3 separate regions of the Mus musculus genome follow, and regions 2 and 3 are each linked to region 1. A link is a loop called in an ENCODE intact Hi-C map of the cell type or tissue named here. Cell type or tissue: heart. All regions are shown on one strand. Links, peaks and the distances in the headings refer to the core of each region. The heading gives the core; the rest is flanking DNA. Region 1 overlaps Cacnb2 (calcium channel, voltage-dependent, beta 2 subunit). Region 2 overlaps Cacnb2 (calcium channel, voltage-dependent, beta 2 subunit). Region 3 overlaps Cacnb2 (calcium channel, voltage-dependent, beta 2 subunit).

Region 1 (10,533 bases), core at 2,639-7,638:
GCAAGCAACATTAGTTTGAGAGGGAGCTGGAATTTTAGAACCAAGTTAGACAGGTAGGGCAGGAAGATGGATTAGAAAGGAGCAGAACTGAGACCTCCAGATTCAGTTGGTTAACTGGGGTTAAAGAAGCCAGAAAAGTGACTGAGGCCAGGAAGCCATTCAATGAATATAGAAAAGGCCAAACATGGCAGGTCACAAGAGCTCTACAGGAGATGGACTGAGTGCCATAAAGGATCCAGGAAGAGAGCCGACTCTGAGCAATCCCAGAGTGTGACATTCTAAGTGCTGGCATTCTTGAAAAACAGCTCAGCAGAAATCACATGTGTAGGGGTTATGCTGATGTTGGGTGGCAGGTGCACAAGAGAGGTTTATCCATCAGAAAACATCTGTAGGACATTTTATGACTCTGCTCAGTCCTCTTCCTCATGTCCCCTTTGCTCATTCCTTCTTCCATTCTTTTAGGTTGTTTGAGATACAGTCTCACTGTGTACTACCAGGCTAAGAACTTGCTCTTTAGAGCAGGCTGAGCAAGAATTACCAACAGTCATCCCAGTTCAGCTTCCTGAGCCCTCAGGCTTCAGCCACTGCTTGCCTTCAATCATTCCTTACTTATGTAAGTTATAAAACAAACATTTTAAGGTCCCTCTGAGTTACAAGGTCAAACACTTTCTGGCAGGGACACTGAGTGGTACGGTTCCCACTTGGCAAATGAAGAAAATCAGATGGCATCCCCAAAGCAGATGGGCATGTGTAATAGAGAAGCTAGCCCATAATTGAAACTCCCCTACCCCATAATTTCTGCTCCAATTTTAGACTTTGGTTAACTTACACACTGGAGGAAGTGGAAAAAGCCAAAGGCTTTAACCATGGGCAGTAGTTTAGCAAAGACTACTGGCACCTGCGTAATGGCTTCCTCTCAGAAGCAGCAAATAACAGTTATAAAAAGAGTGAATCCTTAATGGGTCAAGGCAGATATTTTTATATAATTTTGTGAGAAAAAGATAATTGGTTTTTATCATGTGTAAATAATTCCTTAATTTTAAGGCCTTCTAGAAACAGTTGTATGAAGACTCCTTCCATATTATACCACATCTTGACATATGGCCATGTAGTGTGGGCAGGTCTTGGAATGGCACCTGCCATCATATATCTGACAATGTTGGTGTGACTCACGTACTCTCACCCTCCTGGCTTTGCAGGTGTGCCTCTGTGACAAGATCCAGGCCCATTAGCGGGAGAAGGTGGCTCCCCTTCATCTTTTTATTTATAAAAGGCTATCCTTTTATTGTTTTATTCTGCCACCAGCAACACCTTCTGTTCCTAGCAGTCAACAAGCAAGAATTTGAATGTTGAGCAGAGGGAGCCCTGTGAGGATCAGACGAAAGGATTGTACAGACTGGCTGTCCTAAGATTTGAAGAAGGGGTGATTTGGCTGTGAACCAGCTGATCCAAGTCCAGCGGTAAGAAAAACCTGTGACGAAACACTGTAAATTATATTGCTACAGGGTCTTTGGAGTACTGAAGAAGTTAATGTTTAATTATTTATGAAAAATTATAACCATGCAAAACTATACACCCATGCAGAAACTGAGACAGCATTTTGAAACAATGAAACTGAGTAGAGCAATTCATTAAAAAAAAAAAATCTACTGCTGGTTGTAAACCAATATATGCCTTGAATCTCAGAACTCAGGAGGCAGAGACAGGTGGATCAGTGTGAGTCCAAAGACAGCTTGGTGTGTATAGGGAGTTCCAGGCCAGCTAGGTCTACAAAGGATGACCCTGTATCAAAAAAGTAACATTAAATTGATTTATTAACTAATTAAAATTCAGCAATTAAGAAGTATATTGACATAATTCTTTGTCCTCTGAGGTCAGAATAGCATTTCAGCCCAAGAAGATATTAACTATCTTTTATTAAAAAATCCTAAGCTGGGTTTTGAATTTATAAAAATCCATTGGTGATATTATGAAGTTATTTTCATTAATTCATTTCTTTTTAACCTCAACCCTTTTGGCTGGTTCAGGCATCTGGTTTCCTTGGATGAGGACAGAAATGCATTTTTATAAGCTTATTTCTAGGAAGTGAGTACAAAGATGAAGCTTTTATCTTTAAATATTCATGGTTAACTAACATGCATATTATATGCATATTATTGATTGAAAAATATGATAGATAACAGGAAAACAGGTTGAGCATGTTTACATTTTTTTTTAACAACAATAAATGGAAGTGAGACCTTCAACCTCAGGACCCTATTACTCGTCAGATGGAATAATCAGTATACAAATAGAGATTTATTCAAATGCAATCAACCACTAACCTTGTTCTTCTTGATGGCCATATATTACTCACAAGATATGGGTCAGATTTAAAGATTTCTAGTGTAAATCATGCAAGGCCTGTAGAACTTGGTGAAAGAATGTAACTTCCGCCTCAGAGAAGCCAGCAGGCCTCTGCTCCTCGGACTTGAGTGCAAAGTAGGTAGATAAGACTGGGACTGCCCCTGCTTCTCAGTAACTCACCTCATGAACCTGACACTTACAGGAGTCAGATTTGGAGCTTCCAGAGTCTTTGGGGATTTGGTAGAACTAAGCAAAAGTAACTTGGAACATCTACAGTAATTTCTTATAGAACTCATGCAGTCCATTATCCTTGAGGTTGGTTTTGTCTGCTTTTACCCAGGGACTTCCTATGTACCCCAGGTTGTCATCTAACTCAAATTCTTCCTGCTTTAGTTACCAAGCATGGAGATTGTAGCCATGCACCACAACATGAGACTTTATTTACGTTTCTTTATTTCTAATCACCATGTACCTGGCAAAGCTATGTTGTTACAGATTTCTAAGGGCAGAATTCATCTTCCTAACTTAGCTTCTGAACTCCCTGGATCCTTTTATTCCATCCGTATAAAAGAAACATGGAAGGGGTTGTCATAAGAATACAGTAGGATAGGAACCACTTGAAGCTGAGCCAGGAGGATGTCAACCTCAAAGCCAACCTGGGCTAAATTACAACCCCATAGCAAAAAGACAATGGTCAAAATTTATAGTCTGAAGAAAGTTGTGATCTTGTAGAGGATACAGTCACACAAGCAATTGTAATTCACAGCACAAAAGAATGAAGTATAGAGCTGGAGAGATGGCTCAGAGGTTAAGACAGCTCTTCCAGAGGTCCTGAGTTCAATTCCCAGCAACCACATGGTGGCTCACCATATAGAATCTGTATGGGATCCAATGCCCTGTTCTGATGTGTCTGAGAAATGAAGGGGTTTCTGGACTATGTCCGAGGAAGGAGCTTAGAATAATTATGAGTCCACAAAACTGCTCCAAAGTGGGAAGCCACTTGAGATGGATGACAAATAAATAGGGTTCCTTGTTCGCAAGCTGCTGCAACTGAATGAACACCAGTACTTATTCTCTAGTTACTGTAACTGCAGCCCTCCCATTCTTCCTCCCCGAAGCCCAGGGAGGGCCTCAGCTCATGTGTATGCTACTTAGACTGTCACTAGCACCATAGACTATATTGTTACAGAGTCTTTGGGGCACTGAAGGAGTTAATGCTTACTTCATGCAAATGTCTAAACATGTGCATACTATACATGCCCCACAAAACTGAGTTCCATGCAGTATAGTATCTACTACTTTATGTTGCTCTGCACACTTTCTGCAGGTCTTACAGCCAGACTGGAATTTCACCCAAATGTGACCTGTGTGGGCTAAGACCCATCTTATAGTCACCACTGCCTTCTAGGACTTGACATATGTTAGACATGAGTTATTTCTTTGTCAGTCTCAAAAAAATCTCAAAAGTAGATTTAAAGTTTTCCAGAATGCAGATGAAAGTTGCATATGAAGATTTGGCATTATTGTCTGTATATCAGTGCTGACCCAAATCAGTAAATACTGAAATGTCATCACAAAAGGAGAAGGCAGGACAGGCTTAGCATTTCAGTCATGAAATTCACAAATATCTTACTTGAAGCTTTTCAAATTAGGAGTCCTCTATTTATCGTATTCCACTTAAAGCATTGCTTCTAGAAAACCTGGAAATTAGTTTGAGTTTCTTTAGGCTTGCTTCCATGGAAGCTAATTTATTAACATATGTTTCTAAGTGTTGTTATATGACTAGCCATTATTAATTAATTTTGTCCCAGCCCCATTAAGCAAGGTTTTCTTTTAAACAGCACATTATGAAATCCCATGAAAATGAGGGCATTTGGTAAAATGCATGAAGGTTTCCCCAGTTACAGACTACAAAGGAGTTTAATTTTCTTCTCTCTGCCAATACCAGGACAGACCTCTTTGGTAAGACTTTCATTTAACTCAAAAGTTAGTGGCCATAGTCAGAATAAAAACCCCATTTAAAGGACAGGAAAGACAGGTGAAATGGACTCCCACTCCAGTGCCGATGGGTTCAACTATGGGAATGACTGGGAGGTTTTATTTGTCCCTTTGGAATTCTTGGCTCCATGGACTATCAAGGAGTGTGTGAGATAAGTAATGCCCAGGAAGGGTGGGTGTGATCAGATGTGTCTGTCAAGTGTTGGCACTCTCTCACTGGGTTTCGATAACTGAAGATCAAGTGCCAAAATGTCCGCCAATGAACCCTTTATAAAGCAGGCAGACATGGATGTTTATCTTGAGTACATGACTGGAAGGGACCCAGGCACAGTGCTTGCTTCTGTGTGTATCCTGTGAATGGTAATGAAGTGTGGCATGGAGCAGTGAAGAGACAAGAGACTCATGCCTGGGGTTGGAAGGAGAGCCAATAAGAGGTCTAAAAGGCCAACCTAAGGCCAGTGAGCAGATATTCTTATTCTTCCATTAATACATTTTGCCTCACTGCTAGTATACATTTTCATCAATTCAAATACAATGACAGACATCTATATACTCAGCCAGTGTCTATCTAATGAACTTGGATATCTTGGTCCCAGTTGTCTCTAACTAAGTACCCCCAAGCATATCCTGGTGATCCCACAACTCTCATTTCAAGAATGACGTACGAATAACTAGTTTTCCTAGCCTTCCCATTTTGTTTGACATCATCTTTGTCCTTTCTCACTGTCCACTGACCACCACAGCTGTGTGTCCTACTTGCTACTTGCTTTGAAATGGATTCCTTCTCCTCCAGTCCCCACTATCACTTGACAAAATAAAATATGTTTTCTTTTCTCCAATTTTGTTTCTTTGTCAACTTAAAAAGGAGTAAGCAGAGTACAGATAAGAGATGAGGGCAGCAGAGATTAGTGTCTCACTATAGGTATGATAATAGAATATATTCATGCCGGGACCATTATAGAGAAGAGAAGCCAGGAATGAGCACATTGAGAGTAAATCAAGAGCTCTGATATGCACAAGCTCATTTTGAGATCCATGTGACTATACCATGAATATCAAGGCCATATGGGCATAAAACCTGAAACTCTGGATGGCAAGTACAACTAAGGAAAATATATGAACCATGTTCTAAGTTAAGATTTTAAGATGTTGAGATTTTTTTTTAGTAATTTATTTATTTTTATTTTATGCACATTGGTATGGTTTGGCCTGTACATATGTCTTTGTGAGATTGTCAGATCTTGAGGCTATAGACAGTTGTGAGCTGCCACATGGGTGCTCAGAATTGAACCAGGGTCCTTTGGAAGAGCAGTCAGTATCCTTAACCACTGGGCCATCTCTCCAGCTCCAAGATGTTGAGATTTTAAGCAGAGGTTAAAGAGCTTGCATCCCTTTACTGTCCCCAGTTTTTTTTTTTTTGTTTGTTTTTTTTTTTTTTTTTATCAATGGTTGTCCAGAGAACATGATGTCACAACAGCTAACAGCTGAGAGCATTTCAAGTTGGAGAGAGCAACTGATTATTTTGAATGTTGCTGACAGCTTAAGGGAGATCAGGCCCAATTTATGACTATTTGACAGCCCAGAGACTGTTGGTGACCTTGCTTGGATCCTTCTGTTAGAGTTTTGGGGTACCATCTAGATATGACAAGGTCAAGAAGGGAGAAGCTATATGGGCCAACCTCTTGTGAAAGGTCTGACTGGAAGAGAGTGGAGATTCATAGGCCAAATCAGAAGATGCTGTGATATAGGGCTTTATGCTTTTAGAATGGCTATGTGAATTGTCCAGAGATGGACAGCAGGAATTCAGTAAGATGAAGGATAGAGAAAACTATCCTCAGAGGAGGAGGAGGCTGCTCCTATTCTAACTACATACCACAAGATTAGGGAGCAGAGGGACATAATGCATAGGAAGTTTGATTGGGTCACAGAGGAACACAGTGCACAGGACGTTTGTGGAGAAGGGGGCACAGAGTATGGACTCTGGAATGATGAGAGCGTGGCTACCTGTGCACAACACTCTCTAGGTGGAGAAGTCAAGTGGAAATCAAGGAAGGACTAATGAGTGACCTTTCATGGTTTTAAAGTGAAGAGGCAAACTAAAGATGGGAGGTGAAGTTTGAAGAGAAGGTAAGAAAATCATCTCAGATCACATGAAAGCAAACTCTAGTTATATATGCTTTATGAGCAAGCTCCTATTTACCTGCTTTTGGTAGGTACTGTGAAAGATACTTTGATGGTTTCTTATATTGAATATTCTGTCCTAGGAGCCATAGAAATTTTGCAGAGAAAGACTGGGTATCAAGTCTACTGGGATTAGTCATAACAGGGAGAAGAGGGGCAAGGTGAACTTTTCATTCCATAGAACTGGGTAAGGTGTTGCCTGGTGAGTAAAGCAGTGTCTTTTCTTGCAGTGAGTATATATCAAAAATGGAGAGGAAGAGAAACAGCTGCATCTCCCCAGAGCTCCAGAAAGAGTTCAGTATGTGGAGGCAACTATGTCTTTTCAGAGACTGAGTGAATTTCCTTCTGGGGCAACAAAGGGTAGATTGGGATCTTGTAACATGTCATGTTTGAAGAGTTCCAGACCTTTAGCAGGGCTATGATCTCAAAATATAGAATACATTTCCCATGGGGAAAACATGGACTCTGGATTTGGAGAGAGTTAATGAATGACATCATACAAGGTAGGTAAATCCTAGGACAATGTCAGTCCAGAGTGACGCATCTGTCACAGATTCATTCTGGACAAAACTCAAAACCTCAGTAAGAAACCCTAGAACCATGACCATGAGCAGAGGGTCTCTGTAAGTGAAGATAACTGCAGAAGAGACTCAGTGTAGAAAGGAGGAATCACACTGTGAGGAAATGGTTTAAAAAACATCATGGTCTGACAAAGAGAAAAGCTTCCTTGAAGTGTGTTGGGAGGTGCATGTCCAGAACATGTGGGGCTGGAGAGTAGTCAGAGGTTAGGTTCAAGATGTGGTATACATTTGTGTGAAGCCAAAGCATCAATAAAAGAATTGAAAAGTAATTTTATGGATATTCTTTTTTTAATGGGTGTTCTTTATTATGAATTTTTTGTCTTATAACTAGGTCTTAAATTTTGTTTAATTTCATAAAAATGAAATCTTAGGGAAAGTTCCAAATGATACTAACAACATCATTCATTTGGGTAAATTCAATATGTATTAAGTGCCTATGGTTTTTAGTATACAATTCTATCTTCATGAAGTTTACACAATATGTCAGAATAATTACAGGAGAATCCCCCAAATACAAATTGTCAGCCATGAAAAATGAATCAGAATAAAATTTTCCTAAGTTTTCAGTTACATGATACTTGATATTGACAAATTTGTTTCTTGTTTTTCAGCTGGGAGGTTAATATTTTTTTATCTCCAGCAAGTATTAATGGGAAAATGTTGATTCATTTGTTACCAAGCATATTAATAAATTTTATTACTTATTTTCAAACACACCTCAAGTTCTTACATAGAATTGAATACTGTGTATTTTGAAAGGAACTATGTCATGAGCATCAGAAGATAAAAGGCTGATGGAAAGATCTTCCTCACTGTCATCAGAACAGCTCCAAAATAATGGCTCAGCAAAGCATATTTGTATTCAAGAGCAGTAATCATCTAAAAGAATTAGCCATGCTAAGAGCAAGTAAATTATATTATGCTAAAAATAAGTTGTGTTTCGTCTTTTTTCTTTTTTTTTTTTTTTTTTTTTGGTATTTGGCTCTCTAAATATGTTGTTTGTCCTAAAGATAGTTTCTGTGAAGGATTTCTAGTGTGGCAGAGAGAGACGGCACACATTTAAACAAGTACTACAGACAGTCCCTAGCATTGTCAAATGAGTGAACCCAACTAATTGTGTATGGTCTAAGAAAGAATGTCTGTTTTCTGAATATAAATAATAGGCTTTCACTTGAAGCTTCTTGGAGATTGTTTGGACACCCATGTCCACAGAAGCATTCATAGGCAGAAGTGAAGTGTTTATCAGTAGATGAAAGGATAAACCAAGTCCAGCATTCACAAAGATGAGCCCTAAGGAAAGAAATTCATATCTAACTACACACAGAACTGGATACTACTACGGTAAGTCAACCCCATCAGAGAAGGACGAGCTCTGTAGGAGTCCACTGGCTTGCATTTGGAGTAGTTAAACTCCTAAGCATCGAAAGCAGAACAATGGCTTTCAGGGACAGAGTGGGTAGAGTTGAGTTTTTGATTGGTATATAGCTCAATTTGGGATTGCTGAGCCTTGATTCAAGAGTTGTGTGTAGATTTATCAGTTAGACTGCAAGACCCAGAGGAACAGGGGGCTTGCTGTGAGATTGTGTCTCTTATAAATGTCAGAGAAACTACACCTATAAACTCTCAGCAACATGACTGGCTAAGAATGACTCAAACAAGGACAACATGAATAGATATGCCAATGTGGAAGATGGCTTCAACCATAGACAAAGAACTACAGACAACTAAGGAATGGGAGAAATAGTCTTCTCCAGGGATGAGCACACTAATTGGTTATACAATACCAAATGACCAGCACTGAAAACATACATATACAAGTAACATTATATGGATTGAGTAGGTTGCATTGTGTGCTTATGAACACACACACACACACACACACACACACACACACAGTAACAAGGAAAAAGAGCCCATAGTTTTGAAAGAAAAAATCAGGAGCACACAAGGGAATGGGAGATAGTGGTAATGGGAGGGTTTAGAGGAAGAAATGATGTAATTATATTATAATCTCAAAAACAGAGTGTTCTGGAGATGCATCAAGATGGTTGTATTAGTATATAAATGGCTTACACTGTAATGCCTTAAGGCTGCGTTATTAATAATGTAAATTCATTTTATATTTTGTGAAATGTGTTACATTAAAAACTGCAAAATAAACTTATCACAAAAGTGTTGGAATAAGGTTTTAGTGGTAATATATCATAAGACTCTATGACCTTTTTAACAAGAGGAGAGTTTTCTCAAGCCACAGACTATATTCTTCTCAAAACAACTGCTATCAAGTAGATTTTCTCATTTATTATTTGAAGCCTTGATGACAAGTGAAATCCATGTAATATCCATTTTGCAAATAGCCATAGTTACACTTTTCAAATGTATCATAGTGACCACAGGAGACTCTCTACATTGTTGGGTCAATGACTGCGTAACAACAAGACATATTAAGACTTGGATTCATTTTTTAGTTATTTATGATAATATTAGGGGAAGGAGTGAATTAAGTAAGAAATATATGTCTAAGCAACATTACAGGGCCCAACTCTGTCTAGAATATAGGTTCTCAACCTATGGGTCATGACCTCTTTGGGGACTAAATGACTCTTTCACAGGGGTCACATATCAGCTTTCCCACATATTACATATTTACAACTCATTACAGTAGCAATATTACAGTTATGAAGTGTAAAAGAAATAATTGGTTGGGGGATCACCACAACAAGGTGAACTGTATTAAAGGGAGGTTGAGACCCAGTAGTCTAGACTGATAGTTCATTGGGTTCATTGGGCATTTAGGTCATGGCCATACATATCTGCACAGTAGTAAGAGACAGAGAAGAGCGGCACTCTAGGGAAGGGGGAACACTAAACAGCTGCAGAGGACAATAAATGAAGTGGCTGAAGGGATAAGGAGAGTAAGAGTACATCTCAGAGTTTGTGATCAGAATGAGTTAGCAAAAAAGAAAGTTGAATAAGGTGGGTTAGCTAGAAAATAAAGGACATTAGCAGTCTGTGAAAAATACAGAGGTCAGGCTATGTCTTACAGGAGAGGCATTAAGAAAGCGATGCTCTGGCTACCCGGGCCTGATCTGGGGCACAAGTCCCTTCCGCTCGACTCGAGCCCCGGGCTACCTTGCCAGCAGAGTCTTGCCCAACACCCGCAAGGGCCCACACGGGACCCCCCACGGGATCCTAAGACCTCTGGTGAGTGGAACACAGCGCCTGCCCCAATCCAATCGCGTGGAACCTGAGACTGCGGTACATAGGGAAGCAGGCTACCCGGGCTTGATCTGGGGCACAAACCCCTTCCACTCCACTCGAGCCCCGGGCTACCTTGCCAGCAGAGTCGCCTGACACCCGCAAGGGCCCACACAGGATTCCACACGAGATCCTAAGACCTCTAGTGAGTGGAACACAACTTCTGCCA
Region 2 (10,533 bases), core at 1,837-6,836, 94 kb after region 1:
TTAACAAAGACATGTATTTCTTTCTTGAGCTATGTCTGTTTCGAATTATGAGTATTTTGTGTGGGAGGCTGTACAAAGACAGAAAAAACAACCTTGAATAGTTGATACACTGGACCTTAAATAAGGAGGAATGTGGCTCTGTTAAATTTCAGGTAGTGTATATCAAGAATGTCACAATGTTACATTTTATCTCAACATTCCAATACAAAGAAATACTTCAAAAGGAGGTTTTATTTTCCTATAGCCTTTAAAAAATTATGACAAAACCCTTGCCAGACATTGTTGTAGTTCAAAGACAGAATTTCTTCCAAGAAAGCCATCATGTTTAAATTAGAAATAATTTAACCAAATATAGCACAGACTCCGGGTTTGCAGAGATGAGGTTATGCACACTTTTGAGTGCAAATGATGTGCAACCTCAGGTGTCACTTCAGGGAAACAACACCACAAAGACAGAGAAAACTAGGAGAGCCCAAATTCCCCTGTACTTATGCACAACTGGTCATCAAATAATTGTGACATAAAAACAAAGGAAGTTAGAAGCTTTAAAGCTAGTAAGAAGGCTAAATGCACTTGCTGCTAAGTTTGATAACCTGAGTTTGATCCCTTGGTCTTGTGTGGTGAAGGATATAACTGATGCTACAAGTTGTACTCTGACCTCCATAAGTGTACTGTGGCTGTATTTGCCACAGATAGACATGCCCAGACAAATTAAGTAAATAAAATGTAATTAAAAGTATATCCCTTGGGGCTGGAGAGATAGTTCACAGTGGTTAAGAGCACTGACTGCTCTTCCAGAGGTCCTGAGTCCAATTCCCAGCAACCATATGGAAGCTCAAACCCATCTGAAATGGTATCCAATGCCCTCTTCTGGTGTGTCTGAAGACAGTGACAGTGTACTTCAATATAACAATAAATAAGTCTTTTTTTTTTTTTTAAAGTATATCCCTTATATTCTGGTCAGAATTTCAAGGCCAGAAGCAGGTGTAACTCTGAGTCTATACCAGACCAGAGGCCAGTCTGGTCTACATTCCAAGCCAGTCAAAGGTACACAGTAACACTCTAACTTTCAAAGAGGTGGAAGAGGGAGAGGAGGGAGAGGAAGGGAAGAAGGAGATGAAGGGGAGAAGGAAGAGGAAGGAAAGGAAGAAGAGGCATTGTGGGTAAGAAGTAAAAAAAATACTAAAAAAAGTAGCTGAAAAAACTCAGGTGCAACAGCAAGTGAATGGGATGAGACCTTCAATGCTCATTGACTGCTAAATAAATTGGCCTAGATCTGCAAGAACATGTGGTTGTACTATTATGGGAGTTAAAAGTAGACTGTGCTTTGGGAATGAACAATTAATAATTTTGACTTAGATCTGATAATGGCAGTGGAGAATCCATAGTGAAAATGTACTGCAAGGAACTGAACTTCTAGGAATAGGATAGGTCATTTTTAAGAGTATTTAAGGCTAGGCTACATAAAGTTCAAGATTGCAACCATCAAGAGATAGTTTATGACAGTGGGCAAAAGAAGAATGGTTAAGATAAGATTTGGCGGGATTGCACAGGGATCTAGGGAGATGGCTGAGTTGTAAAGTGCTTCTTATGCAAACATCATGACAATAGTTTGGATCACCAACACTGATGTAAAATAGCTGAGCACATCTGTACTCAACAGCACTGATAGACAGAACCCTACATTTACTACTTAGTGTAGCCTCCCCCAGCCTTGAGCAGGTTGATTCAGATCTATGCTGCCACTGTGAATGGAACCACCTGGGGTGGAGTCTTGCATTCTATTGTTCTATCACCTTCCACTGAGAGGTGGAAAATGTCTTCCTATTTCTGAGATAGCTGACAATCTGTGGAATTGGAGACCTAATGCTAACAGCTCTGGAAGACTAGTGCTAACAACTTGGCAACAAAGCATCAAGAAGCCTGGCATGTCAGGAGACGGGCCTCCCCCTTTATAAGCACAGACTCTTAGTAAACATTGGGCCTTGATCAGAAATCTGTCTTGGTCTCCTTTCTTCTCTCTTTCCTCCCTTACAGCTCCAGCCTCCCACTGAGGAACCCAGTTCGTGTGGCCACAGGTGACACTATACTTAGTACCAAGTGTACTGAGAAACTCTCTCAAAACATAAGGTAGAGAGCAAAGGAGGAAACACATCAGTCCCCCTCTGGCCTCCACACCTTCACACAAGTATGCAAGCACATACATGCATATTACACCCACATAAACATACACAGACAAACACAGGAGAAGAAGGTCATCTGAAGCATTTCTGATTCTGCTGTCCATGTTATGTAGGATAAAAAATATCTCAATTAAAAGTTTTGACAGACATAAAGAATCTGTAAATAACCAGGTTATTTTTAGGCTCCCTTCACTATTTGTTTCTCTTAAGCACAATTACCATCTCTTGCCACAACTCCCCTTTCCTTCTGCTGCTTTGTGTCCCTAGCCAGGCTTCTGCTTCATAATCAGTTGACTAAACTATATTTAGTAAGTATTCTGAACTAAGAAGACTTTACAAGCCAAGGTTATTGTCACCTTCTATGGAAATCCAGGTGTCACATTGTGAAACAAGATTGTTTCACATAAGGAGACAGGAAGCTCATTAGAACAGAAATTTTGTTTCATTCGATGTTGTATACCAACAGCACCTGGCACATAGCAGTTTCTCAGTAAATATTTATTGACTGAATGAAAATGCTTGTTTGTTCCCATTTACTTATGTGGGAAACTTCATTCATTGATGCCTTAAACATGTGACATTTACTACTCTGATGATGATAATATGCTAGATATGGAGGCCTCTATGGTGGATAATGAGGTTGTTGCTCTCAGTGGAGCTTATATCTGGAGGGATAGGACTGAAAAGGCTGTTTCTGAAGTGTGTTAAAGCCTTTGTGCTTATCTCTGCAAAGGAAGAGCATTACAGACCATTTGTAAACAGCAGCCAGTGGTGCAAACATACCACATGGAATGTTACGGTCCCATGTAGCTGCAGGCTGGTTCTGCATACACCCACTGGGTGTCTTATGAAAAGCAATAAAGATTAGACAATTATTAGATCTTAGGCTTTACTTCTATTTTGTTCAAGGACACAGAACTTTTTGCCTTAGGTATAGCATATACCTGATTTTGTAGAGACAAAATTTCCATGTAAATCAATTGAAGATTTGTTTAGAATTTTACCAAGAATGGATAAGCATTGCCACCCATGTGCCACAGTTGAGTTACATATCACCACGAATCTGCCTTTAGATGCTGCCTCATAGACATCCCTTCTATAGTGATGTGACTAACAACTTTACCATATCAGCACACTTACACATTCAAATACATAGTGTGTGAGCAGAGTTGAGTGTTCTGTGTGTTAAGATGGAATGGCCATCTGAGTGCATTAAAGGTTGAAGGGAGGGGAGCTGGAGAGATGGCTCAGCCGTTATGAACACTTGCATTTCTTCCAATGGACCCGGGTTTGATTTACAGAACTCACATAGGACCACACAACCATCTGTAATTCTAATTCCAGGGATCAATGATGTCTTAAAGCATCAAGCACATGCATGGGACTCAGACATCTATACACATAAAATAACATATGTTAAAACAAGATTGGATTGGAGGGTCAGGGAAGAGCATTCAGGCACAATCCAAAAGCAAGAGCTGTGAAAATGGAAAGAACTTGGGTACTTCGAGTTTTAAAAACAGGGACGATGAGAGGGTACAGAGCAGGGGACAGCCTAGGAGGCAGAGTTTGGAGCTTCTGCTGGCTGGGTCTATAATGAGCATGCGTAAAAGTGAATGCTGAATAGTTTTGGAAGGTTTGGGTGAAAGAGGCATCAACATTTCTGAAGAAACGGGGTGGAGCCTCAGATTTCTTGATCCAGGGGCTCCCTCCAGGAAGGAATCCTAACATACAATAACACAGCAGCTATGGGGTGGGGCGATGCCTCAGCAGCTACAACTTCTGGGATCTGTGTGGTGCAGAAACCCATGATTTCATGTAAACCATATAGATATTTTGTCTTAGACATATTTAAACTAGGTCTTATTTGAATTAGACACTTCGGAGGAGAGACATGGGTCAGTGGACAGAAGAAGCATGATCAGCTGGGGGTCCACTCTGGCCTTTCTGGTTGATGTTATGAGCGGAATGTTTAGCAGAGGCACTTTCACAGCATGAAAGAAGCACAAAAGGAGTTGCATTTATTCATGTTTTATAATCATTCACACAATCTCACTTATTATCCCAAGAACAAGCCATGTATAGAATATCACTAAATGGTCAGTCACTTATGAAACCCCATTTTCCAAAGGAGGTTTTGAGTTTTAAAATGGTATTTTTTTCCTGTCATGGTTTATATTTGGCAAAGAAAAGTTACAAGAAAAGTTTATGAAACAAAATCTCCATATTCAACAACTATGGATCTAGAGAGATCACCACAAGGCATTTGAAGGAGGACATTAAGCACCCTGACAGTCTGGAATAGCTTTGTTTTCAAAGTGACTTCTGAAGAAAAAAACCCCATGTGGCTCAAATAGTTATGTCATATTTTAATGCTCGGAACCCTGCCAGTCTGCATACACTGTGCAGCTAATGAACCTATTTTTGGAATGTTCTAGGGCAGGTACCTCTAGCTACTTACTGCCTTGTTTCTCATCTGTTCCCCATTACCCTGTACTTGGGCCTTTGCCCTGGTATGTCATGATACTGTCCTAAAAATGCCCCCTGGACACCTGTAAAAGAATATGCAAAACAACCACAACAAAATACAAATAAGACACAATGACCTTAGTTTCCTTCTAGCCTCTTCTGTGTCCTCAGTGGAATCCTAAACAGCTGACTAATCCACTTCCATCTGGCTTTATGCCTGAACACAAGTGTGTTAGATCAAGTGCTATTTTTCTCTCCTCAGAAGACTCCCACAGCCTTCTGACCTGGAGCACATAAAGGTACCCGGGGAGGACAGAGTGCCGTGTGTAGATTGTGTGAGCAAGTAATAAAAGGTGGAAACGCAGTAGATCTCTAGGTCATATTACAATGGCAAAGGTTGGATAGCCCTGCATGGGACCTCATCAAGAGTCTCATCCAGAAGAAGCCGTGTGTGTGTGTGTGTGTGTGTGTGTGTGTGTGTGTGTGTGTGTGTGTGAAAGAGAGAGAGAGAGAGAGAGAGAGAGAGAGAGAGAGAGAAGAGAAGAGAAGAGAAGAGAAGAGAAGAGAAGAGAAGAGAAGAGAAGAGAAGAGAAGAGAAGAGAAGAGAAGAGAGATGATTACCAAGCTGGTGATTAACCAGCTCAAATTAAGAGGAAAAGAACACAGAGATCTTTAGCAAGTATTTGTTAAATGACTTGTTTTCATACTTTATTGGACCCTCGAGTTCCATGACAGAGTATCATCACTACTTCAGGATTTAAGATAAGGAACTTGATTCTTAGAGATAGTGGGTAATTTGTCCATTCAACTGGTCAAGCTTGCTCTAGATTAGTTTTTGCACTGCCGGAGATTGGACGGAGGCTCATGCCTATGTGACAAATGTGTTCTGCCACTTAGGTAGAACTCTAGACATCTGCTGATATATCTTTTAAAAGTTTTTTTGTGTATATGGATAGTATATGTACTTATATGGAGGTACACCTTTTTATTGCTCATTTCTGGAGTCCGAAGGATGATGTCAGATGTCTTGCTATCTCTCTGTACCTTAGTCCCTTAAAGCAAGGTATCTCACTAAGCCTGTAGCTTAGTAGATCCAGACATGCTCCTGTCTCCATACCCACAGTGTTGGGTTTCAGGTGTGTGTGGCCACACCTAGCTTCCTATGTGAGAAGTGAGGATTTAAACTCAGACCCTCAGGCTTGCAGAAAAAGCACTTTTACCCACTCCACCATCTGTCTAGCCCCAAAGTTACAAATACTTTTATGTATCAATGCCATTCTAAAGGTAAACTAGAATATAGACTTGTGCTAAGCCCAGGAAGAACTATTATTTATCCTAGAAATATAAAGCATTGCTTAAAGCATTTTAACATCAATGAAAGATATCAATTGTGGGGGTAAATAGACTGCACTGGCATTCTCAGATGCATAAGGTTATCAGTGAGGTCTTTCTTGCCATAGAGCAGTAAAGGTTTAAGAGCTAAGCTGGAAATCAAATTTGTTTTCGAGAACCGGATTTCAATGAACCAGGGAAGTCAATAGTTCTGTAACCCCCAGTGTAGTAGTTCTGATGTTAAGGTCCTGTTCTCCAATTGATTTTTGATCTATCAGTAAAGATACCAGGAGTCAATTGTTGGGCAGAAGGAAAGAGGTGGGACTGCTGGGTCCCTGGGGAAAGAGGCAAGGAGAAGAGGGAGATGAAAGGAGTTTTCACCATGCTTTGGAGGGAGAAAAGCTGACAAGCCATGTGAGATCTCTGGTGGAGCAGCCATAGGCCACTTCTCCAGGTGGGATGTTAGGGTGTTGAGCTGGGACTAAAGGTAACTGAGCAACTGAAGCTGAGGGGTGCTGAGCTAAGAGTATCTGGAAGGGCTTGCTAGCCATGGGGGATTAGTAGCGCCCAGCAATTGAGCCAAGAAAGCAGTGTGTGTGTGTGTTTGTGTGTGTGTGTGTCTGTGTTTTTTCATCAACAGATCCAATATTCTCTAGGTGAAGGCTGGTAGCATGATCTGCCCTGAGTTTGAAGGGGGTAGCCAAAACTACACACTACACCCCAGAGCCTTATATACTCTCTTATCAAATATTCACTTTCTTTCTCCCTCCAACTAGTTCGTGATGTTTCAGTGGCCCATTTTATTTTAATGCATATCATATTCTGAATCACCATAGATTAGTCGACTATGAAGAAAGGAAAATCATACACTAAGAGTGACTAAGAGAGACACTGGAGCCAGTGGGATAGTGCACTGAACAACACACCTGATGACCTCAGGTCCATCCTCAGAATCCACATGGTGAAAGGAGCATTGACTCAGAGAGTTGTCTTTTGCCACGACAAACGTAACTATAGTCATGCAGTCACATGCAAAGTACATAAACAAATGTTTAAAAAAGTAATGATAGTGAGCTAAAAACACTTGAGAAGATTCAAGTAATAAAAATTCCTTAAAGTGTATAAAATATTTAGATTTTATGTAAAAAATCATGTGGAGTTTTGAAGTTTAAATTTTTCTTTTTAAGTATAGCATCATTGAAAATTAAAAGATAAGTGACATTATTGTCTAGGAATCACATTATTCTGCACAAAAAGATTCTAAGAATTCTTTCATCAACTTATTATAGAAAAGACCATATTTTTCTATTGCCAAATGAATATATGGTTATAACATTTCATGGAGAAAAATAAGTTCATTAAGACATCCTCTAATTTGGGCTGGAGTGGTAGCTCAGCCAGTAGAGTCCATATACAATGGAAGCTGGAGCTAGAGAGGAAGAAGAAAAGGGAGTGGCAGAAAGAAGAGGAAGAAAAGAACAGAGGAGAGGAGGTGAGGAGAGAAGAAAAGACAGGTGTAGAGCTTTGTATTTGTGACCCACATACTAGAGTGGCAGAGTCAGACCATTTTCACTAAACAGGAAGCTCCAGGCCAGTGAAAGATACTATCTCAAAGGATAGGATGAGCAAAATAAAACAAAAAGGTGAATGGAGCTGTGTCCCCAACTCACACCTGTATCCTCTTACCCACACATATTCATGAACACATCACACCATATCGTATGATTCCATAATTCACAACAATGGCAAGGACATAGGGTGTCTGATGGATTCAAAACATATTTTGGTATCCAATCCCTAATGTTTATGATGGTAGCTATATACTCCTTCATTTGCTTAAATGAGAAAGTCTAGTATACTAGCCAGTGACTTCCAAGTGCTAAGCATCCTTGTAAAATCTTCTTCCTTAGAATATCACAGACTATGAGATGCTTTAGGCACATTTCCTGTACTATTATGCATAAAACAATTCCAACCAACTCCACATAGTGTCTTGTATTCTAATAGCAAACTAAGCAGTATGTGTTCTGAAAACCTTTGAGTCTATTAGAATGAAACTCCTCCGAAGGCACAGTAGGTAGAAAACTAAAGAGAATGGGTGGGGCTTTTTACCAATGAACCTCTGGAATTCGTTTAAACCATGCACTGCTTATTAGGCACCAATTACAGCTAGTTAGTCTTTCCCATTCCAATGATCAATTCCTCTGTTCTTTACTTCAGTGTCCTTCTGTGATAGCATTACTGGCCAACTTCCACCATGTGAGAGCATTCACTTGGCACTGGCATGCTCTATCTTCACAGCTTGGTGAGATAGAGCAGCCATGTTCTCTGGTGTTACTGAAATAAGCAAGACCAGATGCTACGAATTTCCTGCTTCACACAGAAGCCTAGAGTGGTACAGGATGGGATGTGTACAAGGCATCTTGATTATATCATGTGGAGGATAAATGAGTATCAAAACAGAATGGCATTACCTTTATCAGGATAAGAATAAACTACAGTGAGGTTGATGTGAGCTGTAAAGTGCACTTAGGGGTTGAATACAATCAATCTGGTCCACTTCTAGAGAACTCTCCTGCACACGAAGAGGGACAATCAGCAGGGTATAAAAATATCACTGGTCAGGGGCTGGAGAGATGGCTCAGTAGCTAAGAGCACTGACTGCTCTTCCAGAGGTCCTGAGTTCAATTCCCAGCAACCACATGGTGGCTCACAACCATCTGTAATGGGATCTGATGCCCACTTCTTGTTTATCTGAGGCCAGTGACAATGCACTCATATACATAAAATAAATTTAAAATATCTTTTAAAAATATCATTGGTCAGAGACTGGTCATCAGGGCACATATCCTTGTCAGAAAGTTCCAAATTAGCTCTGGGCAATCATTAGGGGGTGGAGGGGGTGGGTGTAGCTATAAATATTGAGTCAAGATTTCTGTATTTTCAGTGCATAACCATTTTTATTTTTAAAGTATATGCATGAGTATTTGCACATACCCTGTGTGTGCCTAGTGCCTGAAGAGGCCAGAAGTATGCATCAGATCCTCTGGAACTAGAATTACAGGAGGCTCTAAGCTGCCATGTGGGTGTTGGGAACTGAACCTAGCACCCCTGCAATAGTGGGAAGTGCTCCTGACTCCTGAGCCATCTCTCCAGCCCCATCATCATCTACAGTTTTTAGCCTTGTATAACCTGTCAGCCATCTTAAAGTGCTGAACTGGTGATGGAATCAGCAAAATGCTTCCACATTTTAGAAGGGGCTAGCAATTTTTAAAGAAATGTGACCGTCATTTTAAAAATAAGCTATATGATTTTTTTCTTAATTTGGCAATTCAGAATATGATTTAGTATTAGACTGAAATTCATTAACCTTCTTTCCTTTGCTGTATAGTAAAGACAGAAGAATTTATGTAAATACATCGGTTTGCAAATCATTTCTCTCAGCTTGTGCAGACCACTCTATAATATAAAGCAAGACAATTGTGAAAATATTTTGAATTTCCTTAAGTGTAGTTTAAAGTTTATTTTTTTACATCTAATTAAAAATGTAAGTAGAGAGAATTAAGGTATGAGGCAATGGCCAATATACAGCAAGGACACAGAAAGCGCTGGGCTCAGTCCAGGCTCTCCTTAAGCATCTTTCCTATTTAATAGTGCTTACTTTCTCACAGAATTTTCTTTAGATCCACAACCCACCTGGAAACTGGATGGATAGTGTATGTAGATTGATCTATGATTATAATCAACAGGCATGAAAATAGATTTTGTTGAGAACTCTGAACACTAGTGCACATTTCTCCATGGGGAGAGGGGGAGGGAAGAAACAAAATATACTTAATTATTACAGACATATCTTTACATTTATATACATTCCCATTAGGAATGAGTCTATGTTCTAATTTACCAGAAACAGATACGTTGAGACAAAAAATAATATTAACTGGCTTTTTATTTCTAACCAGTCACCTCAGATGAGGAAACATCATGTTAATAATAATGGCTTGCTCGGAGGGGATTGAAAATGGATTTTCGTTTTGAGTTGACTTTCATATGAAGTTTATTGGGTGATCTGCATTAGCTCAGCCTAAGCAAGGAAAGTTCTGGTCTTAAGATCAGCTGCCCAGTCCCCTTTGCCTTGGCTACACACAGTGCCTAACTTTCACAACATTTGGAATGTCAAGTTTATGCTGCAAGGGTGCAGAAAAACGTCCTTGAGAGGTCAGGGATTCTACTTGGCTGTAGAAATCAAAATGACATCTATTTTCTCAGCCCTGAGCACATACTGAATTAGCAAAGGAATAGTTGCTATTCATGCATGCTTTCCCTTATTACCTTGGGAAGTGTTATTAATTGATGAAAACTGCTTTTCCAGTCTCTTTAAATGAACAGTTCTCAACAACATCTCTGCCAAGTAGTTGTCCCAGGGACAGTATCCCCCTTAAAAATCAGGCGGGACCAGTGAACTGGAGGCTCTGAGAAGTCCAATCTTATCACAGCCTGGCATACACCTGCAAATCACCATTTTCCTACCAACACAAAGAAACAATAG
Region 3 (10,533 bases), core at 1,831-6,830, 110 kb after region 1:
CTTGTGGCCGTGTGGCTGCCCCTTTTTCTACTGGACATTTAGAGACCTGTCTCTTTTAGCATTGAGAACTGGACATTTTTTTCACTGCCTGGTTCAACCTGTAGCTTCCTGCATGCTGGGCAGGTGCTCTACCACTGAGCTACACTACTAGCACATGGCTAGTATATTGTAATGTTAGCATTGCCAAGCAAATCATTTCAGAAAGAAATATAAAAGGCACAGCCAGAGAGAATAAAAACATTTACACCTACTTTTTAATGGAAATATTTCCATACATCTGAGAACTTAGTCCATAGAAATTATTCAGTGGGTCAAAACTATATAGTCTGAATTCCAATAACTGGGCTAGAGAAATGGCTCATTTGATTAGGTTCTTGCTATGTAAGTATAAGACCTGAGTTTAGATCCCTAGCACAGAAGATAGTTTTGATGAGGTGTCACTTTAAACTTTAATTATTCAAAAAAGAAAATCCATTCATTTATTAGTCTTATTCAAGCACAGGCACAAACTCATAAGAACAAAAGTAGACATAGACCTGTCATTTCAGGTACTCAGGCATCTGAGGCCTTAAAACTAAGCAAGTGAGGTATGCTGGTGCTTGCTTGCCCATGATCCCAGCACTGCTGGTGCTTGCCCATGATCCCAGCACTGCTGGTGCTTGCTTGCCCACGATCCCAGCACTGCTGGTGCTTGCTTGCCCATGATCCCAGCACTGCTGGTGCTTGCTTGCCCATGATCCCAGCACTTGGGAGGCTGAAGCATGAGGATCCTGACTTTTCGACTAGCCTGAAGTCCATAGAAAGACTGTCCACTAACCCCAAACCTACCAAACAACAATGAAACCCTAACATGAGAGCTACCCAGGCCAAAGGGAACAGAAAGCCCAGGCTTGGGAAAAAAAGTTCAAAAGAAAAAATCTCCTTGGGAAAATTCCTCAGCCCTTCAAGGCAGGAATGAGATGAACAGGAGATAAATAACTCATTTAGAGTCATAGAGATTACCACTACTGTTAAATCTACTGTTAAACACCTCTGCCATTATTATCCACAATGTCTTTGCTGAAATGACTCAAAATCATTGGTTGAATGCACTTAGAATTCAGATTGTGAATTGTACATGTTCCTAATTAACATCTCTCTGTAGGAAAAAACAATGAAGCAACCATTTCACTTCTGATAAAATTCTTTGAAAGTAAGCAAGCTTACCAGAAATGATTATTCCAGGTGTCACTGAAAACAGGAACAACTAAACAGGTTGACTCACTTCTATATCACACACAATATTTTAAAATGTGGCCAATATACCAGATTTCTAGCATCCAGAAATCCTTTTTGATCGTCCAACCAATTGTCAGCCATAATAAAGCCTTAAAGAACGGAACTACAACTATAGACCATTTTACTTTCAGCCTTGGGGACCAAACCCAGTGCATTGTGCACCCCAAGCAAGGTCTCTACCACTGAACTACGTCCCCAGCCGGCAAGCACACAAAACTGAATGTGCACCAACAGAAAAAAGTTCTGTACCTTTAGAAAACATGAAGTGAAATCCAGCCACGAGTCACAGATAATTAAGCCATAGTCACTAAGCACATGGAATTAGGCCACGTGCCCTCAGGTTTACTGGCTGGGCTAATAATATTCTTATATAATGGCATCCAGAACAAAGAAGCAGCACACAGCTACTTTCTTAGCATGTATTTTCCTGTTCTTAAACTAAGAGCACTGTAGGTTGAAGCAACCAGGAAATCCAGAGAGAACTTTTAGACAATCTGTATTTAATTGATTATAAAGTATTTGTGCATCCTGCTAATCACACTTGTAAATTCAGACTAATATTCATGAGCTCTAGTTTAATTGTTGGTGATGTTCTTTTTCCTAAAGCTTTTTCAGAAACTGGAAAACAATATCATAAGCAATGTGATTTGCTTGAAGTTTCTCCTTAAAAACAGGCATCATTATTCCTAATCTTAGACAATGCATTAGATATATAATAATAATTTAATGATTATTATAAAATTATATTATAAAGCATGCTTTAAATGTCATTAATAATATATGATGTTTTCTGTAAAAGTTCTTAACCTGAAGATGCTATCAGTCTTTGCACGGTAAAGCTCTGTATTTTTTTTTTTTTAAAGTATTTTAAACATTAGACTCTCCTGTCTGGACTTCATAAATTAAAAAAAAAAAAAAAAAAAGATAAACTGCAATACAGTCTTAGTTTGTAACACTTGAAGACAAAGCTCCCTGATTTATATAGAAAAGTCCCCCAAAGAATGAAAGAAGCCAAATGCACAGCACCCAAGTTGTCAGAGTGATCTACAACAAGTGACTGCTCCGAGCCAGAGATGCGTTCTTCTCCCCACCAAGTCCCTGGCACTCGAGTTACTAATGGAATCGCAGCAAGATTAGGTTTAAAATTAAAGTTACTATTTTAATTGTTTAACCCACCTTAGTATTCAAACACAATGCATATGATATTTCCAGCAATGACTAGAATTTTTTTTTTTTTTTCACAGCAAAGCAGCTAGCACAATTGTAGCTTGGGCTCATGGAAACGTTGACATTTCTCTCCAAAGCACACAGTTCATTAGGACAGCCCCCCCCCCCCCCACACACACACACACACACTTCCTGCCTGCTTACCCCAGGAATACTGGATTGAGTCTGAGAAGACACCAACTGCCTGTCAAGCATGCCAGACGGGTTCCAACAGTGTACAGAACGCCAGAGAAATAGTGTACAGCCGCAAGGACCAGGTACCAGCTAAAGGTGGCTTTGCCTCGCACGGGCTCCGGTTTTCCCTGAAGTTTGAGATGTGTAATCTTAGTCAGTATGACTTCATGACTTTCTAACGTACTTCAGATGTCAAGAACTCCCTCTGATTTCAGGACCACTTCAAGCAAGGCAGAGGAACCCATCACAGTTAGTTACCAAGGGCCAAGTGGGAGGGGCTTTTTCTACTTTGAATTACGTCAGCTGGCTCAGAAGAGAGACGCCTGTAAACTTGTCAAAGCAAAGTAACACTTCATTAATATCAGATGCATGCCTTCAGGCAGCACTGGCCACAACAGGGCTTTTAAAGCTACTTTCTGCGCAGAGAACAATAGATTACACAATCCGGTATACTCTTAGCATTCAACTACTGTCCTGAAAAGTCTTGGAGAAAACTGAAAACATTCTCCTACCCAATGCCCAGTGAAGAGAAACTTTTTTTTTTTAATTCATAAAAGTAGTCTCCCCCCCCCCCGTCCCCCCCTCCCCCCCCCCCCCCCGCCCTCTCACTGTCTTCCAAGTTCTCCGAGATCATAATTGATTTGCAGTCATATTTTGCTTGGTTAAATTGATTTTCTTTAAGATGGAAGACTTCTTCAAAAGACAGTTTTCAATTCAGGTGTGGTGTCCTAAAGTCCCAGGACTCAGAGACTGAAATAGTCCTGTGAGTTTAAAGCAAGCCTGAGTTATGCAGTGGAAGCCTGGGTTACAAAAGCAGAGCCTATCTCAAACTCCAGCAACAGGAAAAGCAACCAACCAAACAAGAAGTTTATAAAAGGGAAGCAATTACTGCTGTGCCCTGAGGTCATCAGTACAATGCATATTACAAAGAGTTACTATCTGGGAAATGTAAAACAGGTGGCTCAGTAGGGGATAGTCTGGCTGCAGTGTGAAGGCCTGAGTTCAAATCTCTAGCCCCACTTGAAAGGCAGCCAGTGGCTGCATGCCTGTAATTCCAGCAGAGTTGCTGGGAGAGGTGTAGACAGGCAAATCACTGTGGCTTTGTCAGCTGTCCCCCTCAGCTCCACTGAGAAAACCCAGGCCAAAAAGTAAGGCAGAGAGTGACAGAGGCAATTGCCAACCTACAAGCTAAAGATATGTTTTCTAGAAGCTTCAATTTTGAATTTAATAACAGGGTCTCACTAAAGTACTCAGGCTAGCCATTTAAGCACTCTGTAGCTCAAGTTGACTTTACCTCAGCCTCCCAAATAGCTAGGTTTATATATTTGGGTCACTGGACAAACTGTTTCACACTTTTAAATAATTGGCAAAAAAAAAAAAAAATCCAAACCAAAAGGGCATTTTGTGACACAAAACGAAAATTATGAAGGCTCTATTTAAGGTCACTAATAAAGATTTATAACGACATGGCCACTTATTTTTTACAGTTATTGTGGATGTTTTAGTCTTACTGCAAAATAGAATAGTGACAGGGTGGTGTGTGATTCACAAAACTTTCAGTATTTCTTATGAATGTTCCAGAGAAGCTGGACAGCCCCCGACAACAACTATAGGTGACAGGTTCATTTGGTGCACCCCTGGGGCACAGATTTGTATGTACTGTGCCACTCCATTTATATAAAATCCTTGAAATGAAGAGCAGTGCAGTGGCTTCCAGAACTTAGGATGGTAAGGTGGCTTTAAAGCTGCAGCCTAAGAAGTGACCTGATGCTGAAGGTGAAGGGGCTCATACCTTGGACTCTATACTCACACTATTCAGTAGCCAGATACTCCTGTCTGTGGGTTCAGCATCTATGGAATCAACTAACCATTTAAAAAATAGTGCGTTTGTACTGAACATATAATTTTTAGACAATAATTTAATAAAAATTCACAACCAGTCTCTAATTGTTCCCTATTATTTACAGTAAGTTCCCTAAATAAGTCATCATACTATTAACAGCATTACAATGTGTTGAGTGTTGTTAGCAATTTACAGGTGCTGTATAGGATATGTATACTTTATAGGTGACACAAAGCTGTTTTACACAAAGGACTTCAGTATCCATGGGTTTTGGAATATAGGAGGCTCTAGGTGCCAATCACCTTGGATACTGAGATCTGACACTACATACCCAGATTCGATATTACACATTACCATGCAGGCAGTTAGGCACAATCTTCATGGCTGGAGTGGGCTTTTAGCAAAAACTAGAAATGACCTAAATAGAAAAGCAAATGAACAAACTGTGAACTACTATTTTGTAGTGAAAGCGAATGGCCTAGACCCTTAAAAGTTAAGTACATATTAAGGCCTGGGAAACTGTTGCCTGTCTACCCAGGCATTTTATGCTGTTATAAGGAAACTTTCTCATGTACTGTTACTGTGAACGTCTTCATTCCTGAATTAACCATTAGCCCAAAGTCTGTTAGGTTCTATGCTTTGGTGTTCTTGAAAACCAATCACAATAGAAGTTATGTGGAACTGCTTTGTATAGATAGCCAAATAAGTTGGACCCAAGATCTCCCTGGGAATTGACACCCTACTTGACAGAAAGGGACAACCTGGTACCCAAGTTGGTACCTGGTTGGCAAGTTGGGACATGAATGCTATATAAGTCAATGCTCAATAAACTACCTCTGTCTGACTGACATGTGGTTTGTGGGGCAAGTCCTAGACTCTAATACACAAAGTCACAGAGCAGCACATCACTAGTAACCCATGTACAGCTATGCCCTTTTCTCTATAGCTAACCCAAGACTCATGTGTATAACTGTGCCCTCTTCTCTATAGTCAAATCACGTTGCCTCTTAGAAGCCACTAAGCTCACAAGTATGAGGTGCTCTCATTGGATTTTGACAACTATTTCTCTGATAAATGATGTTCAATACCTTTTCTAACACCCAAAGGGACTCTAGTCAGACTGAGCATGATAAACATGGCTCTGGCAGGGCCTTGCCTTTCTTTCTCATTCCCTCTGCCTTGCTAAAAACCATGAGATTAGATTACTAAGCTAGCCACCAAGGTCCATTTCTTTATTTGGCCACGTCCTCCTTCTGAGGGTGAGTAACAAGGTCCAGCTATCAAAGTATTGAAGTCCAGCAATCAACAACTCCCTTCCAGTCAGTGCCAGCTCTGAGTCACCTTGGGTTCGAACTCAGTGGATGGTCCCACAGTCCTCAGAGGACTCTGAGCAAGATCTTAGGATCACTGGTGAGTGGAACACAACATCTGTTCCAAAGCAATTGTGATGGGCCTGTGACAGCAGGAACAAGGACATGGGAGCCCTGTCTGACCAGCAGCTTGGGTTCCTTCTGATCATTACTGGTACACCTTGGTTTTGAACACACCAGACAGCCCCATGGTTCTTAGAGGAGACACCATTTCCAGGAGCTGTAACATGCCCAGGATCTTCAGATTCCAGGATCCCAGGATAACAGGAGCTTGGTCACACCAGGATCTCAGGGTCTCAGAGGAAGCTTGACTGCCAAAAAAACTGACACACCCAGAATCTCAGGTTCACAGGAGCCCGGGATCACAGGATCACAGAGAAAGCTGGACTCTGAGGAGTCTTGAACCAATAAGAATTATAGGAAAGATAGGCTCCATTCAAATATATTGAGGGCAGCAAGCACTTGAGATAATCAGATGGCAGCAGGCAAGAATAAGAACAGGAGCAACAGAAACCAAGGTTACTTGGCATCATCAGAACTAAACTCTCCCACCATACCAAGTCCTGGATACACAATCACACAAGAAAAGCAAGACATGGATCTAAAGTCACTTCTCATGATGATGATGGAGGACTTTAAGAAGGAAATACAGGAAAACACAGGTAAACAGCTAGAAGCCCTTAAAGAGGAAACACAAAAATCCCTTAAAGAGTTACAGGAAAACACTGTCAAACAGTTGAAAGAATTGAAGCAAACCATCCAAGATCTAAAAATGGAAGTAGAAACAATAAAGAAATCACAAAGGGAGACAACTCTGGAGATAGAAAACCTAGGGAAGAAATCAGGAACCATAGATGCGAGCATCAGCAACAGAATACAACAGATGGAAGAGAGAATCTCAGGTGCAGAAGATTCCACAGAAAACATGGACACAACAATCAAAGAAAATGCAAAATGCAAAAAGATCCTAACTTAAAACATCCATGAAACCCAGGACACAATGAGAAGACCAAACCTAAGGACAATAGGTATAGATGCGAATGAAGATTTTCAACTTAAAGGACCAGTAAATATCTTCAACAAAATTATAGAAGAAAACTTCCCTAACCTAAAGAAAGAGATGCCCATGAATATACCAGAAGCCTACAGAACTCCAAATAGACTGGACCAGAGAAGAAACTCCTCTTGACACATAATAATCAGAACAACAAATGCACTAAATAAGGATAAAATATTAAAAGCAGTAAGATAAAAAGGTCAAGTAACATATAAAGGCAGGCCTATCAGAATTACACCAGAACTTACCAGAGATTATGAAAGCCAGAAGATCCCGGACAGATGTTATACAGACCCTAAGAGAACACAAATGTCAACTTAGGCTACTATACCTAGCAAAACTCCCAATTATCATAAATGGAGAAACCAAGGTATTCCATGACAAAACCAAATTCACACAATATCTTTCCACGAATTCAACCCTTCTAAGGATAATAAAGGGAAAGCTCCAACACAAGGAGGAAAATGACGCCCTAGAAAAAGCAAGAAAGTAATCCTTCAACAAACCTAAAAGAAGATAGCTGCAAGAACAGAATCCCAACTCTAACATCAAAAATAACAGGAAGCAACAATTACTTTTCCTTAATATCTCTTAATATCAATGGACTCAACTCCCCAATAAAAAGACATAGACTAACAGACTGGCTACATAAACAGGACCCAATGTTTTGCTGCATACAGGAAACTCACCTCAGGGACAAAGTCAGACATTACTTCAGAGTAGAGGGCTGGAAAACACTTTTCCAAGCAAATGGTCCCCCAAAACAAGCTGGAGTAGCCATTCTAATATCAAAGATCAGGAATTCAAGGCCCATACCTAAACACAATAAAAGCAATATACAGCAAACCAGTAGCCAATGTCAAACTGTGATCGCCCATGGCCACAGGAACCCGGGCAGGCTGGGGCTAAAAGAGAATAGATGGCAAGAAAAGACAAGGCCAAGACAAAATTCTCATCAAAGCTCCAAAATTTACTAATAATCTGTGCTTATATAAGCAGAGAGCCCATCTCCTGCAGATCCATTCTTGATGCCTGTAGCCAGCCTGTAGGAGATCTGCCTGAGAGAACTGGTCTGGCAAGTAGGTGTAAATTACTGGATTGCTTGTTCTCTCTGGAATATTTCAGGAGCCTCTCAGCAGGTAGCACTGTCTCAGAGAAGAACAATGTGGGTGACAGAACAATAGAACCATCTAGGTGAGAAGGCTCCACCGCAGGTGGTCTCATTTTCAGTGGTGGCAAGGTCTGAGCCAGCACACTCAAGGCTGGGGGAGGCTACATCAAACTAAATGGAGAGAAATTTGAAGCAATCCCACTAAAATCAGGGACTAGACAAGGTTGCCCACTTTCTGACTACCTATTCAATATAGTACTTGAAGTCCTAGCCACAGCAGGTAGACCAAAAAAGGAGATCAAGGGGATACAAATTGGAAAGGAAGAAGTCAAAATATCACTATTTGAAGATGATATGATAGTATATATAAGTGACCCTAAAAATTCAACCAATTTTTAATTTAGAGAACTCCTAAACCTGATAAACAGCTTCAGTGCAGTAGCAGGATATAAAATTAACTCAAACAAATCAGTGGAATTTCTCTACACAAAAGATAAATAGGCCGAGAAAGAAATTAGAGAAACAACACCCTTCACAATAGTCACAAATAATAAAAAAATACCTTGGGTTACTCTAATTAAGCAAGTGAAATATATGTAGGATAAGAACTTCAAGTCTCTGAAGAAAGAAATCAAAGAAGATCTCAGAAGATGGAAAGATCTCCCATGCTCAAGGATTGGTAGGATTTATATATTCAAAATGGCTATCTTGCTGAAAGCAATCTACAGATTCAATGCAATCCCCATCAATATTCCAACTCAATTCTTCACAGAGTTAGAAAGGGCAATTTGCAAATTCATCTGGAATAACAAAAAATCTAGGATAACAAAAACTATTCTCAACAATAAAAGAACCTTTGGGGGAATCACCATGCCTGACCTCAAGCTGTACTACAGAGCAACTGTGATAAAAAATTGCATGGTATTGGTACAGCAACAGACAGGTAGATCAATAGAATAGAATTGAAGACCCAGAAATGAAACCACACTCCTATGGTCACTTGATCTTTGACAAGGGTTCTAAAACCATCCAGTGGAAGAAAAGACCCCATTTTCAACAAATGGTGCTAGCAAAACTGGTGGTTAGCATGCAGAAGAATGCGAATTGATCCATTCTTATATCCTTGTACAAAGCTTAAGTCTAAGTGGATCAAGGAACTCCACATAAAACCAGAGACTCTGAAGCTTATAGAGGAGAAAGTGGGGAAAAGCCTCGAAGATATGGGCACAGGGGAAAAATTCCTAAACAGAACAGCAATGGCTTGTTCTGTAAGATCGAGAATCGAAAAATGGGACCTCATAAAATTGCAAAGCTTCTTTAAGGCAAAAGGCACTATCAATAAGACAAAAAGGCCACCAACAAATTGGGAAAGGATTTTTACCAATCCTAAATCTGATAGGGGACTAATACCCAATATATACAAAGAGCTCAAGAAGCTGGACTCCAGAAATTCAAATAACCCTATTAAAAATGGGGTACAGAGCTAAACAAAGAATTCTCAATTGAGGAATACCAAATGGCTGAGAAGCATCTGAAAAAATGTTCAACATCCTTAATCATCAGGAAAATGCAAATCAAAACAACCCTGAGATTCCACTTCACACCAGGCAGAATGGCTAAGATCAAAAATTCAGGTGACAGCAGATGCTGGTGAGGATATGGAGAAAGAGGAACACTCCTCCATTGCTGGTGGGATTGCAAGCTGGTACAAACACTCTGGAAATCAGTTTGGTGCTTCCTCAGAAAATTGGACATAGTACTACCTGAGGACCCAGCAATACCTGTCCTGGGCATATACCCAGAAGAAGTTCCAACTTGTAATAAGGACACATGCTCGACTATGTTCATAGCAGCCTTATTTATAATAGCCAGAAGCTGGAAAGAACTCAGATGTCCCTCAACAGAGGAATGGATACAGAAAATGTGGCACATTTACACAATGGATTACTACTCTGCTATTAAAAACAATGAATTTATGAAATTCTTAGGCAAATGGATGGATCTAGAGGATATCATCCTGAGTGAGGTAATCCAATCACAAAAGAACACACATGATATGCACTCACTGATAAATTGATATTAGCCCCAAAATTTACAATACCCAAGATACAACTTGCAAAACACATGAAACTCAAGAATAAGGAAGACCAAAGTGTGGATACTTTGTTCCTTCTTAGAACAGGGAACAAAATACCCATGGATAGAGTTACAAGAGACAATGTTTGGAGCAAAGCCTGAAGCAATAACCATCCAGAGACTGCTCCACTTGGGGATCCACCCCATAAACAACCACCAAACCCAGACACTAGGCAGATGACAACAAGAGCCTTCTGACAGGAGCCTGATATAACTCACTCCTGGGAGGCTCTGCCAGTGCCTGCAAATACAGAAGCGGATGCTGACAGTTATCCATTGGATGGAGCACAAGGTCCCCAATGAAGGAGCCTGAGAAATACCCAGGGAGCTGAAGGTT

What was found. A loop is a pair of places that touch in the nucleus more often than their neighbours do. Peaks named below come from ENCODE experiments on the same cell type or tissue, not always from the same donor. Only the 100,000 strongest peaks of a DNase experiment are listed, where the experiment ranks them.
Region 2: a loop joins it to region 1, with 3 times the contacts of the local background. A loop is called at or near these places in 5 of 42 quality-filtered maps.
Region 3: it touches region 1 in a loop (2.8-fold over the local background); 5 of 42 quality-filtered maps call a loop at or near these places.

Annotation. Positions count from the first base shown.
Region 1 is chr2:14,924,119-14,934,651 of GRCm38, reverse strand. All of the region lies in intron 3 of Cacnb2 (calcium channel, voltage-dependent, beta 2 subunit), which reads right to left. Among named protein-coding and RNA genes, the nearest start is that of Nsun6, 120 kb to the left of the region's middle. In heart, for the core only: no CTCF peak of the experiment used is centred there; a DNase peak (open chromatin) is centred at 4,571.
Region 2 is chr2:14,829,273-14,839,805 of GRCm38, reverse strand. All of the region lies in intron 2 of Cacnb2 (calcium channel, voltage-dependent, beta 2 subunit), which reads right to left. Among named protein-coding and RNA genes, the nearest start is that of Gm13269, 68 kb to the right of the region's middle. In heart, for the core only: no CTCF peak of the experiment used is centred there; DNase peaks (open chromatin) are centred at 4,645 and 4,735.
Region 3 is chr2:14,816,423-14,826,955 of GRCm38, reverse strand. The region is part of intron 2 of Cacnb2 (calcium channel, voltage-dependent, beta 2 subunit); the gene reads right to left. Among named protein-coding and RNA genes, the nearest start is that of Gm13269, 55 kb to the right of the region's middle. In heart, for the core only: no CTCF peak of the experiment used is centred there; DNase peaks (open chromatin) are centred at 2,935 and 3,705; H3K4me3 peaks cover 884 bases; H3K27ac peaks cover 2,055 bases.